Regions from separate parts of the Homo sapiens genome. Here region 2 is linked to region 1. Evidence: chromatin loops called from intact Hi-C (ENCODE). Cell type or tissue: B cell. All regions are shown on one strand. Each heading gives the region's core, and the rest is flanking DNA. Links, peaks and the distances in the headings are about the cores only. Region 1 has its middle 14 kb from the start of MSH6. Region 2 overlaps EPCAM (epithelial cell adhesion molecule).

The links. Peaks named below come from ENCODE experiments on the same cell type or tissue, not always from the same donor. Only the 100,000 strongest peaks of a DNase experiment are listed, where the experiment ranks them.
Region 2: it touches region 1 in a loop (5-fold over the local background); 9 of 110 quality-filtered maps call a loop at or near these places.

Annotation. Positions count from the first base shown.
Region 1 is chr2:47,764,722-47,773,049 of GRCh38, forward strand. No RefSeq gene overlaps it. Among named protein-coding and RNA genes, the nearest start is that of MSH6, 14 kb to the right of the region's middle. In B cell, for the core only: CTCF peaks have their summits at 3,351 (motif pointing left) and 3,555; a DNase peak (open chromatin) is centred at 3,360; H3K4me3 peaks cover 279 bases; H3K27me3 peaks cover 460 bases.
Region 2 is chr2:47,383,269-47,391,596 of GRCh38, forward strand. It overlaps EPCAM (epithelial cell adhesion molecule), which reads left to right. Exons shown (of 9, transcript NM_002354.3): 8 at 1,898-1,942; 9 at 3,304-3,752. The coding sequence ends at 3,345. Among named protein-coding and RNA genes, the nearest start is that of MIR559, 9.8 kb to the left of the region's middle. In B cell, for the core only: CTCF peaks have their summits at 5,212 (motif pointing left) and 5,411; a DNase peak (open chromatin) is centred at 5,183.

The DNA of each region.
Region 1 (8,328 bases), core at 254-8,253:
GCAATAGAGCGAGACTCCGTCTCAAAAACAAAAACAAAACCAAAAACACAAATAATCGAACACTTTGATGTTCATGTAAATCAGGATTTTTCCATCTCAGCCCTTTTGATATTTGGGGCTAAATAATTCTTTGTGGGGGTGGGGGGTGCTCTCCTGTGCATTGCAGAATCTTTAACAGCATCCCTGGACTCTACTCAGTAGATGTGGGTAGCACCACCAGCACCATCCCAGTCTGACAACCTCAGATGTCTCCAAATGTCCCGGGAGAGGGGGGTGCATTTAGATTTTAATGTCTTTCAGGAAGTTCCTGGAATGAATAAAGTCATTTGCAACTTTTATCGTTCTTGCCAAGAGTTTCCTATAATAGTAAAATCACATTGATAAAAACAGTGGAAGAGTAAAGTAATGTTGATACAGACTACAAGCCTGGTTGGGGAAGATGGTTTAGGCTCGCACTCACACCCTCGGCTCAGCCTGCTGCCTTGCGTCTCCCAGTCCTGTGGGGTTTGGACTTCTGTCTCCTAGTCTCCTATTCATGGTCAGCTTTGTCCTAGAAGAGATTACATCTCTAAAGTCCACAACCAGGCTGGGCACCGGTGGCTCACGTCTGTAATCCCAGCATTTTGGGAGGCCGAGGCTGGCGGATCACTCGAGGTCAGGAGTTTGAGACCAGCCTGGCCAACATGGCAAAACCCTGCCTCTGTTAAAATACAAAAATTAGCCAGACACAGTGGTGTGTGCCTGTGTGTGCCCCAGCTACTTGGGAGGATGAGGCAGGAGAGTCGCCCGAACTTCTGAACTGCAAAGGCAGTTTCAGAAGTTATCCTAACCCATTTCTGTGCTGAAGCTCAGAAAAAAGGAGGACCACTCCTGCCACTCAGTGAATGTATTAAAGAAAAAAATGCTTCATGACACTCGTTGAAGATAGTTAGGCAAACTTTATTAAAGGAGGGACTAGGAAGATAGCTATAGAAACCACTGCAATGGGCTGCTGAAGTTGGGGAGAGATTGGGAGACTGAGCTCAACTCCAAACACAGCACTGCAAGTAGGAATGTATAGCCAAGGAGCAGTGGGGGGCAGAGGTGGGTGATGCATGGAAATTATTAAGAGGAAACATTGGGGGAAGGGGATATCCTGGCTAAACTGATCTGACAGGATTCTTGTTGAAGGCAAGCAGGGTGATCAGACATTACCCAGAGTGCGGCGGAGGATGAGGAACCTCATTAGATATTGTCAACCTAAAAGGAAGAGGCTGAGGCACAAAATATAAAGAGTTTACTTGAGCCAAACTGAGGACAGCTGCCTGGAAGACTCAGACCCAAGTAACCCTTGGATATGGGCTTTGTTTGATCTTTGTCACAAGCAAGTTTTTAAAGGCAAAAACGGAGGCTAGGGAGCAGGCTGATACAAAGTTGTTTGTGGGCCAGGCCCAGTGGCTCATGCCTGTAATCCCAGCACTTTGGGAGGCCGAGGAGGGCAGAACATCAGGTCAAGAGATCGAGACCATCCTGGCCAACACGGTGAAACCCCGTCTCTACTAAAAATACAAAAATTAGCTGGGCGTGCTGGTGCGCACCTGTAGCCCCAGCTACTCGGGGGGCCTGAGGCAGGAGAATCACCTGAACCCAGGAGGCGGAGGTTGCAGTGAGCCAAGATCACACCACTGCACTCTAGCCTGGTGACAGAGCAAGACACCGTCTCAAAAAAACAAAACAAAACAAAACAAAAAAACCCACAAAGTTGTTTGTCAGGAATTCTTCTCATTGGTTGACAGAAATAGCATTGATTAATGATTGGCTATACATTGTTAAGCTATAGGGCGTGGTAACAATGTCTAGGACGGCATTATTAGGTTAATTTATAGCTACTTATGGCAATAGCAAGCCGTTTCAAGAGATGAAGGCATAGCTCAAAGAGGGTAGTTAGGGCATGATTGCTTGTCTCATTTTAGAGTCTCTCTGGGAGTGATAATTTAAAAGAACTCACCTCCTAAAATAAAAGTGATCAGGGTCGGGCGCCGTGGCTCATGCCTGTAATTCCAGTACTTTGGGAGGCCGAGGCGGGTGGATCACCTGAGGTCAGGAGTTCGAGACCAGCGTGGCCAACATGGTGAAACCCCGTCTCTCCTAAAAATACAAAAATATTAACTGGGCCTGGTGGCGTGTGCCTGTAATCCCAGCTACTCGGAAGGCTGAGGCAGGAGAATCACTTGAACCTGGCAGGCGGAGGTTGCGGTGAGCCGAGATCTCGCCATTGCACTCCAGCCTGTGTGCAAAGAGGGAGATGCCATATCAAAAAAAATAAAAGTGATCAGATATTGGCCGGGCGCGGTGGTTTGTGCCTGTAATCCCAGCACTTTGGGAGGCTGAGGCAGGAGGATCACCTAAGGTTGGGAATTCCAGACCAGCATGGCCAACATGGTGAAATTCCATCTCTACTAAAAAAAAAAAAAAAAAAAATACAAAAATTAGCCTGGAATGGTGGCGCACGCCTGTAAACCCAGCTACTTCAGAGGCTGAGGCAGAATTGCTTGAGCCCCAGAGGTGGAGGTTGCAGTGAGCCAAGATCATGCCACTGCACTCCAGCCTGGGCAACAGAAGCGAAACTCTGTCTGAAAAAAAAAAAAAGTGATCAGATATCAAAGGTAGGGAATTCTTGCTCAACTGACTTAGGATTCTTGTAAAAATTGGATGATGCAAGCCGGGCACCATGGCCAAAGCAGAAGGATCATTTGAGGCCAGGAGTTTAAAACCAGCTTGGGCAACATAGTGAGACTCCCATCTCTACCAAAAAAAATATATTTTTTTAATTAGCTAGATGTAGTAATGTGAGCATTAGTCCTAGCTATTCGGGAGGCTGGGGTGGGAGGATCCCTTGAGCCCAGGGGTTTGAGGTTGCAGAGATAACACAGAAACCCAAAAGTCAAGCCTAGCTGGAAAAGAGCTCAGAAGTGCCTGAGTAGAGTTTGGTCAAGTAGAGAATTTTTGTCAAAAGTGAGGCTGGAATCCCAATGCAAAGGTCTGATTCCAAAATAGGGTCGCCAAATTTAGCAAAACTATTGCGCTGGACATAAGCTAAAAAAAAGTATACCTTTCCACAAAAGATGGTGGCCTAGGGAAAAAAATACTATTTGTTTATCTGAAATTCAAATTTAAGTACATGTCTCTTTTCAATACTCCTTCTCTGACCTTGCGTGGTGCTTGCCTTTGGGATTAGGGCGAGGGGTGTGGGGGTGCCGGCCACTGAACTGGAAGACCAGGGGCCAGACCCTGGAGCCCAGGGACAGTGGGAAGATGAAAGAGGGGCTGCAAAGCCCAGTCGCGCGAGCTTGTTCCGGCGCCTGGTCAAGAGTGCCCTCTGGTGGCCACACGGCGCCCTGCACCCGCAACCAGCGCAGCCCAAGCAGTGGGGACCCGGCCTCTGAGGCGGACACCTGTTCTTGGTTCTGACCTCTACTAAGAGCACAAGTCCGCCCCGGGACTGTAGAGAAGGAAGCCGGGAGGACAGGACAAGTTCAGAGCCACCTGGGATAGACTTTTCAAACCAGTTGTCTTAACTGGAGGCTCTGATCCGCTCCCTGCCAAGGGTCAGCCACTGTCTTGCCGGGGCGGCTGATCTGCAAGATCCTCATACCCCTGAATTTTCAAGGCCCGAAGGAGCAAACGGCTGATATCTGCTCTTCCTCAAACCTCTCGCTGCCCACCACCCTCCTGGCCCCTCTGCTCACTTCCAGGGTGTGGGAAGTCAAATCAAAACTGAGGGCAAGCCGCCGCAGTGGCACGTGCCTGTAGTCCCAGCCACACAGGAAGGAGTGGGAAAGAGGTGGGAATCGCTTGACCCCAGGACTTCCAGACTGCCCAGCGCTGTGATCAGGCCTGTGAACAGCTACTGTACTCCAGCCTGGGCAAAGCAGCAGGACCCTGTTTCTAAACAGGTGAATAAGTGAATTAATACAATTAAGAAAGAAAAAACGGCCAGGCGAGGTGGCTCACACCTGTAATCCCAGCACTTTGGGAAGCCTAGGTGGGCAGATCACAAGGTCAGGAGTTTGAGACCAGCCTGCACAACATAGCAAAACCCTGTCTCTACTAAAAATACGAAAATTAGCCTGGTGTGTTGGCATGCGCCTGTAGTCCCAGCTACCCGGGAAGCTGAGGCAGAAGAATCATTTGAATCCAGGAGGTGGAGGTTGCAGTGAGCCGAGATCGCGCCACTGCACTCCACCCTGGGCGACAGAGTGAGACTCTGTCTCAAAAAACACACACACACACAAAAACAGTCACATAGAAATGTGATTGGACAAAAGGGGGTGTGACCTAAGAGTAATAGATTAGGAGGAGCTCAGCTAGGCCTGTTTGTTCAAATTCTTTTGTGTCTCTGTATGATATTCCTTCTCTCTAGGTATGGGGTAGGACACCTGTCACAGGAGGATCTTCAAGGGAGAAGGGAGGAGGTCAGAGAGTGACCTTGCTAGTTTTTAGGGTTTGTTTCCAGGAAGAGGAGTTCTAGTTTCTCTGACCCACTTTAGGAGAGAAAGGCGAATGGGAGAAAGGAAGTCAGGAGTTCAGAGAAAACTTATTGCTTCTGCAGCCCTCTCAATCTCCTGAAGCTCAAAATACCCTGCATTCCAAGGTGCCATACTTTGGGGCATCATGTTCTGAGCCCAGTGGCAAACATGATCCACATGGGCCCTGTTTTCTTGGGGCTGTTGAGGAGACAGGGGTGGACATAAATCGTCACACAGGGCCGGGCACGGTGGCTCATGCCCGTAATCCTGGCACTTTGGGAGGCCGAGGTGGGCAGATTGCGTAAGCTCAGGAGTTCAAGACCAGCTTTGGGCAACATGGCAAAAACCCATCTCTACAAAAAATACAAAAATTAGTTCGGCATGGTGACGGGTCCCTGTAATTCCAGCTGCTCAGGAGGCTGAGGAAGAATTGCTTGAAACTGGGAGGCAGAGGTTGCAGTGAGCCAAGATCGCACCACTGCATTCCACTGGGTGACAAAGTGAGACCCTGTCTCAAATCAAAAACAAAAACAGTTACACAGCACAGAGTGCCAAAGAGGCATGTCCCACCTCCCACCCCAGGGCCTAAGGAAACCCACCTGCTGGCCCTTTCCTCTGAGAACTGCAGAGCCCAGAATCCTGTGGGATGCGCAGGCAGTCTTCCCAAGGGCCCTCCTGTATCAGCCGGCTTTTCACACTCTTTGTCTGTGTACTTGGTGCTAGACGCCTCACTGCCCATGCCAGCTTGGTTAGAACTCACCCTGCAGTCTCTGTGTATGGCCCAGGGCCCTGTAGAACTCTGAAGGCCCCACACGTGGTCCCTAGGATGCTCACCTCCCTTCTGCCCTCCCATATCCACTCACCCTGCAATGGTGTTGGGAAGTGGGACCTTTTGGGAGGCGTTTAGGCCATGAGGGCTTGGCCCTCCTGGATGGATCAATGATGATTGGATTTTTTTTTTTTTTTTGAGACGGAGTCTCACTCTGTCGCCCAGGCTGGAGAGCAGTGGCGTGATCTCGGCTCACTGCAAGCTCTGCCTCCTGGGTTCATGCCATTCTCCTGCCTCAGCCTCCCGAGTAGCTGGGACTACAGGCGCCCGCCACCATGCCCAGCTAATTTTTTGTATTTTTAGTAGAGACGGGGTTTCACCCTGTTAGCCAGGATGGTCTTGATCTCCTGACCTCATGATCCACCTGCCTCGACCTCCCAAAGTGCTGGGATTACAGGTGTGAGCCACTGCACCCAGCTATGATTGGATTATAAAAGGGCTTGACAGAGGGAATTCATCTCTTTTTGCTCTTCCACATTCCTTCATGTGAGGACAGTGTTCCTCCCTTGTGGAGGATGCAGTGTTCCAGGCACCATCTCAGAAGCAGAGATTGGACCTTCACCACACAATAAACCTGCTGCTGCCTTGACTTTGAACTTACCAGCCTCCAGAACTGTGAGGGATACATTTTAGCTCTTTATAAATTACTTAGTCTGTGGTATTCTGTCACAGTAGCATAAAATGGACTAAGACATAGTGGCCTAAAATAATAATATTTATTGTTGTGCATAATTCTGTAGGTTGGCTTTACGGTTCCTCTGGTCTCAGGTTGGTTTGTTTGTTTTTTTGAGATGGAGTCTCCCTCTGTCACCCAGGCCGGAGTGCAGTGGCGTGGTCTCGGCTCACTGCAACCTCCGCCTCCCAAGCTCAGGTGATTCTTGTTCCTCAGGCTCCCTAGTAGCTGGGACTACAGGTGCCTGCCACCACACCTGACTAATTTTTTGTTTTTGTTTTTTTGATACAGAGTCTCATTCTGTCACCCAGGCTGGAGTGCAGTGGTGCAATCTCAGCTCACTGCAACCTCCGCCTCCAAGGTTCAGGCGATTCTGGTAATTTTTGTATTTTTTAGTAGAGACGGGGTTTTGCCATGTTGGCCAGGCTGGTCTGGAACTCCTGGCCTCAAGTGATCCTCCTTCTTCAGCTTCCCAAAGTGCTGGGATCACAGGTGTGAGCTACCACACCCAGCTGTCAGGTTTCTTATTTATGTGTCTCAGCTGCAGGTCAGGCAGATGGCTCTGCTGATCTTGGTTGGGCTCCTTCACACATCTGAGGGTCAGCTACTCTGGATGTGCTCTGCTAGGCTGACTCAGATCTCCTCCACATTCCTCTCCCATTCCTCATCCTTCCAGCAGACTAGCTGGTGTGCTCTCATGACAGTGGCAGGAGGCCAAGAAAAAACAAGCCCAATTGTGTGGGAAGGCAAGAGGAAGCTCCCATGTGCTTTTCAAACCTCTGCTAACATCTTATTGGCCAAAGCAAGTCACATGGTGAGCCAGAGACAAAGTGGGAGGGACTTACAAAATTACAGGAAGAAAGAAGGCTATTGAATTGGGGGCCATTAAGGCGATGAGCTTGCCATAAGGGCTAAATATACACAGGCATTGTTCTTGAGTGTTGAGTGTACAGTGGTAAACAAGCCTTTAACACCTGAAGTGCAGTGGAGAAGAGCAATACATAAATAACTAAGCAAAATTAGGAAGTTGATTCCATGAACTTGTGGACCAAGTGATTGGTGCACAGATGAGAGTAACAAGTGAGGCTGGGCCGGGTAGCTCACGCCTGTATTCCCAGCACTTTGGGAGGCCAAGGCGGTGGATCACATGAGGTCAGGATTTGCAGACCAGCCTGGCCAACATGGTGAAACCCCGTCTCTACTACAAATAGAAAAATTAGCTGGGCATAGTGGTGGGTGCCTGTAATCCCAGCTACTAGGGAGGCTTAGGCAGGAGAATCACTTTAACCCAGGAGGCGGAGGTTGCAGTGAGCCAAGATTGTGCCACTGCACTCCAGCCTGGTCGACAGAGTGAGACTGTGCCTCAAAAAAAAAAAAAAAAAAAAAAAAAGGGAGCAACAAGGGAGACTTACTTTAGATTGCCGAAGACGTGAAGGATGAGAAGGAGCCAGCAATGTAAAGTCGGGGACAGAGAGCACTGGACAGAGGGCAAAGCCAGTGCAGAGGCTCTGAGATGGGAAAGAGGCTCTGAGCCTGGCCAGAGTACCATGAATGAGGAAAGTGAAGGCATAAAATAAGACTGGAGAAGTAACAGGGACCAGCAGTAAGGCGTTTGGATTGTATTCCTTATGTGATGGGTGGGAATCCACTGGGAAGTTCTAATGGGAGAGGCAAGTGACACCATCTGATGTGTGCTCTGGCTGTTGTACAGAAGATGGATGAAGGCTGGGTGTGGTGGCTCATACTTGTAATCCTAGCACTTTGGAAGGCCAAGGTTGGAGGATCGCTTGAGCCCAGGAGTTCGAGATCAGCCTGGGCAACATAGTGAGACCCTGCTTCTACAAAGAATTTAAAACCTAGCCAGGCATGGTGGCTTGTGCCTGTAGTGCCACTACTTGGGAGGCTGAGACAGGAGGAATGCTTGAGCCAGGAGTTTGAGGCTATAGTGAGCTATGATTGCACCAGCCTAGGCAACAGAGTGTGACCACATCTCTAAAAAAAATTAAAGATTAAAAAAAGAGCCAGGCGTGGTGGCTCATGCCTGTAATCCCAGCACTTGGGGAGGCCGAAGTGGGTGGATCACTTAAGGTCAGGAGTTCGAGACCATCCTGGTGAAACCAACATGGTGAAACCCCATCTCTACTAAAAATAGAAAAATACAATCCCAGCTACTTGGGAGGCTGAGGCAGAAGAACTGCTTGAACCCAGGAGGCAGAAGTTGTAGTGAGCCGAGATCGCGCCATTGCAATCCAGCCTGGGCAACAAGAGCAAAACTTAGTCTCAAGAGGAAAAAAAAAAAAAGGAAATGGAGGAATGTT
Region 2 (8,328 bases), core at 251-8,250, 380 kb before region 1:
GCACTCCAGCCTGGGTGACAGAGCGAGACTCCATCTGAAAAAAAAAAAAAAAAGAAAAGGAGTCTCTCTGTGTTGCCCTGGCTGGAGTGCAGTGTCATGATCTCGGCTCACTGCAGCCTCCACCTGCCGGGTTCAATTGATTCTCCTGCCTCACCCTCCCGAGTAGCCGGGACTACATGCAGAAGCCACCATGTCCAGCTAATTTTTGTATTTTTTGGTAGAGACAGGGTTTCACCATATTGGCCAGGCTGGTCTCGAACTCATCACCTCGTGATCCGCCTGCCTCGGCCTCTCAAAGTGCTAGGATTACAGGCATGAGCCACTGTGCCCGGCTTCTTCTTTTTTTTTTTTTTTTTTTTTTTTTTTTTTTTTTTTTTTTTTTTTGAGATGGAGTCTTGCTCTGTTGCCCAGGCTGGAGTGCAGTGGCACGATCTCGGCTCACTGCAACCTCCATCTCCCAGGTTCAAGCCATTTTCTTGCCTCAGCTTCCCAAGTAGCTGGGACTACAGGCGTGCACCACCATACCTGGCTAATTTTTTTGTATTTCTAGTAGAGATAGGGTTTCACCATGTTGGCCAGGCTGATCTCGAAATCCTGATGTCAGGTGATCTGCTCACTTCGGCCTCCCAAAGTGCTGTGATTATAGGCGTGAACCACCATGCCTGGCCTAAACTGTTAAATTTCTTTAAAGATTATTCATTGTTTCCTTTTTTTCTTTCTCTTTCTTTTCTGTTGTCCCATTGGATCCAGCATTGTTTTTGATTTTGATTTTTGTTTGTTTGTTTCACTTGTCGTGGTAGACTTTTTTTTGTTTAGTAGTGAAAGTTTTTATTTTATTTTATTTATTTATGGAGACAGAGTCTCCTTCTGTTGCCCAGGCTGGAGTGCAATGGTGCATGATCTTGGCTCACTGCAACCTCTGCCCCCCAGGTTCAAGCTATTCTCCTGCCTCAGCCTCCCGAGTAGATGGGATTACAGGCGCCTGCCACCACGCCTGGCTAATTTTTGTATCTTTAGTAGAGATGAGGTTTCACAATATTGGCCAGGCTGGTCTTGAACTCCTGACCTAAAGTGATCCACCCACCTCAGCCTCTGAAAGTGGTAAGATTACAGGCATGAGCCATCATGCCTGACCTATTTTATTTTATTTTAATTTTTTTTTAGAGATGGAGTCCCACTCTGTCGCCCAGGCTGGAGTGCAATGGCGCCATCTCGGCTCACTGCAACCTCTGCCTCTCGGGTTCAAGTGATTTTCCTGCTTCAGTCTCCCAAGTAGCTGGGATTACAGGCGACCACCACCGCGCCTGGCTAATTTTTTTGTTTTTTTAGTAGAGTCGGGGGGTTTCATCATGTTGGCCAGGCTGGTCTTGACCTCCTGACCTCAAGTGATCCGCCCACCTCGGCCCCACAAAGTACCGGTGAGCCACCACGCCCAGCCCACCTTATTTATTTTTAAGAGACAGGGTCTTACTCTGTAGCCCAGGCTGGAGAGCAGTGATGCCATCTCCACTCACTGCAACCTCTGCCTCCTGGGTTCAAGCAATTCTGGTGCCTTAGCCTCCTGAGTAGCTGGGACTACAGGTGCGTGCCATGACACCTGGCTAATTTTTGTATTTGTAGTAGAGATGGGGTTTCACCGTGTTGGCTGGGCTGGTCTGAAACTCCTGACCTCAGATGATCTTCCCGCTTCGGCCTCCCAAAGTGCCGGGATTACAGGCATGAGCCACTCCACTGGTGTGAAATTTTTAATTTAAGAAGCAATAAATGTTTATGGATAGATGTTAAAATTAGTTTTTTTTCAGATCAAAATTATGTCCATTAAAAGCATATATGTCTGTTTAGATAATCTTTTTTTGAATAGCAGTCCTAAAACAATAGTTGTCTTTCTTCCACTCAGGTTATTTCCAGAAAGAAGAGAATGGCAAAGTATGAGAAGGCTGAGGTAAATGGATTACTTACCTAAATAGAAAGGCCCTGTTGAATCTCTTACTCCTAATCACTCTACCTTCCTACACACTGATGCATTTCAGTTATACTGGAGTCCCTTTATACTGTTGTCTTTAGGGTCTTAGGGACAGTCTTAGAATGTACTCTTACCTAAATATTCTTGCGTGAGTTCCATGGCAGATCACCATCTGTTTTCTGCCTCATAGAAGAGTGGAATGGGAAGCCTATGGTTTTTATTCTACAAAGAGTCAACATCTAACAGAATCTTCTGAAGGCATACTCCAGTGGATTCACCTTGGAGAAACTCATTGTGACTGATGATCTGATTTATTATCTCTATGCCAGTGAAATAATCATTTAATATGAACTTAATTTGTCATAATCTATTGTGTACTAACTAGTCTATACTAGTGTGACATCAAAGTGTCAGATTGTTAGTGTGTTTCAGTCCCTTGGAATTGAATATGAACACTTATCCTTGAACCCTATCAATAACATTTTTCACATATCTCAATTTTTGTGTGTCTTTGTAGTTGTATGTGGGCCACTTACTAATATTTTAGCAAGTAATAAAAATAGAAACGTAAAGGAATATTGGAAAAAGTCTAATGGAACCAGAAAGTTCTAGCATTTTTTTCCCATTCTGTAGTAGGTCATCTGGTTTATTTGGTTTGGTGACCGCAAGTCTAGAAGACTAACCCTGAATTGAATGGTAACAGACAGGCAGAATGACAATGTAGTGTTGCAGTGCAGAGCAGTACAGACCTGGGTTTGGCTGGGCAAAATTATATAACTTCTTTAAGCCTCCATGTTTCCTCATCTGTAAAATGAGGATAATAGATAGTATGGACCTGTTGCAAGGATTAAACATAATCAGTGTAAAGTGTTGGTCCCATGCTTGCCACATAAGAAAATATTTGTCAACAGAGTGGTAGTTGTCATTATCATTGTCTCAGTTTGCCTGTAACTAGTTGTGTGATCTGAGACAAACACTAATTTTGAACTTGAGTTTCCCCACATGTAAAATGAAAGATTGATAATAGAAAGTAAATCAATTTTTTCTAGCATTAAAAATAGTATGCATTTAATAAAAATCTTATTCTTAATGATCTAGCTTACCTCCAACTTGCCCTAGTCACTTTGGCGATCTTGTCTCTAAATAGAACCTTGAAAACACTTAAATGTGTGTTTCCTTGCAATATAACTTTTTCTTTTTTTATTTAAATAAGTCTTATAAATGTGGGAAAAAATTATCTTGTGTTCCTTTAATTTCATTTTTATTTAATACTATTTTCAGAATGAACAAAAGATTGAAAAATTATTTAGAATTTTTTTCTGTGCTTTTTCCTGTTTCAGATAAAGGAGATGGGTGAGATGCATAGGGAACTCAATGCATAACTATATAATTTGAAGATTATAGAAGAAGGGAAATAGCAAATGGACACAAATTACAAATGTGTGTGCGTGGGACGAAGACATCTTTGAAGGTCATGAGTTTGTTAGTTTAACATCATATATTTGTAATAGTGAAACCTGTACTCAAAATATAAGCAGCTTGAAACTGGCTTTACCAATCTTGAAATTTGACCACAAGTGTCTTATATATGCAGATCTAATGTAAAATCCAGAACTTGGACTCCATCGTTAAAATTATTTATGTGTAACATTCAAATGTGTGCATTAAATATGCTTCCACAGTAAAATCTGAAAAACTGATTTGTGATTGAAAGCTGCCTTTCTATTTACTTGAGTCTTGTACATACATACTTTTTTATGAGCTATGAAATAAAACATTTTAAACTGAATTTCTTAACTTTGACATTTCAAATTTCTTCTTCTTTTTCTTTTCTTTTTTTTTTTTTTTTGAGATGGAGTCCCACTCTGTTGCCAGGCTGGAGTGCAGTGGCACAATCTCGGCTCACTGCAACTTCTGCCTCCTAGGTTCAAGCGATTCTTCTGCCTCAGCCTCCCGAGTAGCTGACTACAGGCGCCCACCACCATTCCTGGCTAATTTTTGTATTTTTAGTAGAGACAAAGTTTCACCATATTGGCCACGCTAGTCTCGAACTCCTGACCTCACGATCCACCCACCTCTACCTCCCATAGTGCTGGGGTTACAGGCGTGAGCCACCGCGCCCGGCCTCTTTTTTTCTTTTTGTTTTGTTTTTTCTTTTTTTTTTTGAGACAGGATCTTGCTCTGTGGCCTAGGCTGGAGTGTAGTGGTGCGATCTCAGCTCACTGCAGGATTCAAGCGATTCTCCTGCCTCAGCCTACCAAGTAGCTAGGATTACAGGCTCCCACTACCATGCCCGGCTAATTTTTGTATTTTTAGTAGAGAAAAGGTTTCTTTTTCTTTTTTCTTTTCTTTTTTTCTTTTTTTTTTTTTGGGGGGGTGAGACAGAGCCTAACTCTGTTGCCCAGGCTGGAGTGCAGTGGCACAATCTCAGCTCACTGCAACTTCTGCCTCCTGGGTTCAAGCAATTCTCCTGCCTCAGCTTCCCAAGTAGCTGGGACTACAGATGTGCACCACCATGCCCGGATTATTTTTGTATTTGTAGTAGAGACAGAGTTTCGCCATGTTGGCCAGGCTGATCTCGAACTCCTGACCTCAAGTGATCCACCCACCTTGGTCTCCCAAAGTGCTGGGATTACATGTGTGAGCCACCATGCCTGGTCCTATTTACTCTTTGTTAAGTGGAAGTGGATCATCATAAAGGTCTTGATCCTCATAGTTTTCACTTTGAGTAGGCTGAGGAAGAGGAAGGGTTGGTCTTGCTGTCTCTGGGTCGCAGAGGCAGAAGAGGTGGAGGAGGTAGAAGGGAGGCAGGTGCACACTGGGTGTAACTTTTATTGAAAAAAAATGTGTTCAAATATACCCGCACAATTCAAACCCATGTTCAGGGTCAATTGTAGTTGTGACAGACCCAATGACCCACAGAGTCTAAAATGTTTATTGGAAATGTTTGCTGACCCCTGCTCTAGGATGCTGGGGGAAAGCTATTCCTAGGTAGGTGTCTCAGCAGACATGGAAAGCAGCCTATAATATTGCCCCAGCAGGTGGGGTATGGAACAGATGCTCAGGGAGGCTGCTGGCTGCTGTCCACTGCAGGCCCAGAAGCGTCCTGGAGAAGCCACCCCATGCTGCAAGAGCCAGATCATGGAGCAGCCCTGGATGCTGCAGGAGCCTGTCAAGCCAGGACACCAGAGCTAGGAAACAAAACCTTCCTTTTCAGTGCCTCTCTAGCACCCTCTGCTGACAGAGCTTCAGATCCATTTTCACAGAGAGGTGCAAAGGGTGAATTTGTTTTTTAGGTTTGTGTGTGTGGTTTTGTTTTTTTTTTTTTGAGACGGAGTTTTCACTCTTGTCTCCCAGGCTGGAGTGCAATGGCATGATCTCAGCTCACTGCAACCTCCACCTCCCAGGTTCAAGTGATTCTCCTGCCTCAGCCTCCCAAGTAGCTGAGATTATAGGCACCCACCACTATACTTGGCTAAAATTTTTTTTTGTATTTTTAGTAGAGACGGGGTTTCACCTTGTTGGCCCAGGCTGGTCTTGAACTCCTGACTTCAGGTGATTCACCTGGCCTGAATTTGAACTAAGAGGCAATAAGTTAATAACTGGCACACTCTTCAACCCATTGCCTTCTAGACGCTGTCCTGTCTCTTCTGAAGCTACTTTCGCTAAGGTCAACACTGACCTGCTAATTGCTAGTGATCCTCTTCCCCCGGTGTTGAATCATTTGCTTTCTCTGCAGCCTGTCACCAGGATGACTTCCCCATTCTCTACCCCACTGTGTTTTCTTTTTTTTCCTTTGGCTTCACTGGTATGAATCTCTCCTGATTTTTTCCCTCTTCTACTGATTGTGTAATACTGATGTTCCCAGGATTTGTCCTTAGTTCTATTTTTCCTCCCTTTTTCTTCCTGGAGGATTTCATCCACTTTCTTGCCTTTATTACCTTCTGTGAGGCTCAATGAGAACAGAAGCACCATCTCCATTTCTGTTCTTTTTTCCTGAGATCTATAGTAAAGTATGTATATTTCACATAACTAGTTTTTAATGATTTGATCATCTTCATCCACAAACATATTTTATGGCTTGTATTCTCAGAATCAATTGATGGCATTGCCATGAACCAAGTCCCAAATTCCTTCTCTTTTACTTCCTCCATTGTTTTAGTCACCAGAGCCTGTGATCCTCCCCGAGAAACAAATGCTCCTCTAATCTGCCTTCTCTTACACACTTTCCCTGGTCTCTTTATAAACAATCTACTCCCTCTCCAGCCCAAACCTCATATTGCTCCCAGGATTATTTGCCTAAAGTTGATCACAGCACTTTTTTACAACATAAGATGTACCCCTTTCCCCTGCCAGAGGGGCATATATAAAGCCTTTCAGTGTGGCCCTGTAGTGTGAACCTTTTCTCCTTTTGTCTGTCTGGCATCCCATTTCCTCTGCAATTTGGGAAGAATTGTCTGCATGTTTTGTAAGAGCCAGGTCTCTACCTCCCTCTTTAGAAGTTTAAGGGCAGAGATCCTCTCATGGCTCTCAGCATCCAGGGCACAGGCACCCCCACATAGTACTTGGAATCTTGTGATGGAAAGAAGTAAGAACAGTTGAGAAAACACCCATGGGCAGTGGTGGCATGTGACCAATGGCAGTTATAGGCATGTTGCAGTGGTGGCATCCCAGCCCTTGGTCATCTCTGCCCTACATGACCCTGTGGCCATCCAGCTGTGGTTGCTCTGCTTGGCCTCCCTTGGCTGCTGATTCCTCTCCCCTCCCATTGCCAATACCCTGCTCCAGAGCTTTATCACATGCCTGGATTAATTTAATTTCCGACTTTCCCAATACCAAATTCTCCCCACTCTCAATCCTTTCCCAACGTCATTCCCAGAATAACTAAAATCTAGTCACAGTCTACCTTATTTCTCACTGTACCTCCAATACATCAAATTTTCCTGCATTTAAGATTTCCCTTCCCATTCCTCCAATGTTCCTTCTTTCCTTGCTTCCTTCCTTCCTTCCTTCCTTCCTCCCTCCCTCCCTCCCTCCCTCCCTATCTTCCTTTCTTCCCTTCTTTTTTTCTTTTTTTCCCTGGACAGGTCTTGGTCTCTTGCCCAGTCTGGAGTGCAGTGGCACAAACACAGCTCACTGCAACCTCTACCTTCAGGGCTGAAGTGATCCTCCCGCCTCAGCCTTCTGAGTATATGTAGGATCACAGGTGTGCACCACCACGCCTGGCTAATTTTTTAAATTTTTTTTTTTTTTTTTTTGAGTCAGAGTCTTGCTCTGTAGCCCAGGCTGGAGTGCAGTGGTGCAATCTTGGCTCGCTGCAACCTCTGCCTTCTGGGTTCAAGCGATTCTTGAGCCTCAGCCTCCTGAGTAGCTGGGATTACAGGCGCCCTCCACCACACCCAGCTAATTTGTTGTATTTTTAGTAGAGATAGGGTTTCACCATGTTGGCCAGGCTGAAATAATTTTATAATTTTTTTGTAGAGACAGGGTCTCACTGTGTTGCCCAGGAGTCTCGAACTCCTGGACACAAACCATCCTCCTACCTTGGAGGATGCAATACTGAAGTGTTAGGATTACAGGCGTGAGCCACTGTGCCTGGCCCCTCTGTCCTTTTATACCTTGACTTGGGTTCTATCCTGCCTTTGCTTATGTTCTTTCTTAGGCTTGGGAAACCCTCTGCTTAGTCAAGGCCTAGCAGAAGATCTTCTTTTACAAATCCTTTCACCACTTTAACCTCATCTTTTTCTACTATCAACACTCACAGCACTTTTGGTAGATACACTTTCCCAATTCTTTCCTATCATCCTAAGACATGTTCCCCCTCCCTCATTAAAAATTCCCACTGAAGGCTGGGTGCTATGGCTCACGCCTGTAGTCCCAGCACTTTGGAGGCCGAGGCCAGCGGATCACCTGAGGTCAGGAGTTTGAGACCAGCCTGACCAACATGGAGAAACCCCGTCTCTACTAAAAATACAAAAAATTAGCTGGGCATGGTGGTGCATGCCTGTAATCCCAGCTACTCAGGAGGCAGAGGCAGGAGAATTGCTTGAACCTGGGAGGTGGAAGTTGCGATGAGCCAAGATCACGCCATCACACTCCAGCCTGGGCGACAGAGCAAGACTCCGTCTCAAAGAAAAAAAATTCCCACTGAAGGCGGGGTGTGGCAGCTCAAGTCTGTAATCCTAGCACTTTGGGAGGCTGAGGTGAGAGGACTGCTTGAGGCCAGGAGTTCTAGACCACCTGAGCAACATGACAAGATGCACCATCTCTAAAAAAATAAAAATAAAAATTCCCACTGATCTTAGCCCTCTAACAAGCTACCATTGCCATCTCTTTTTCCTTCTTATCAAACTTTATTTTTTATT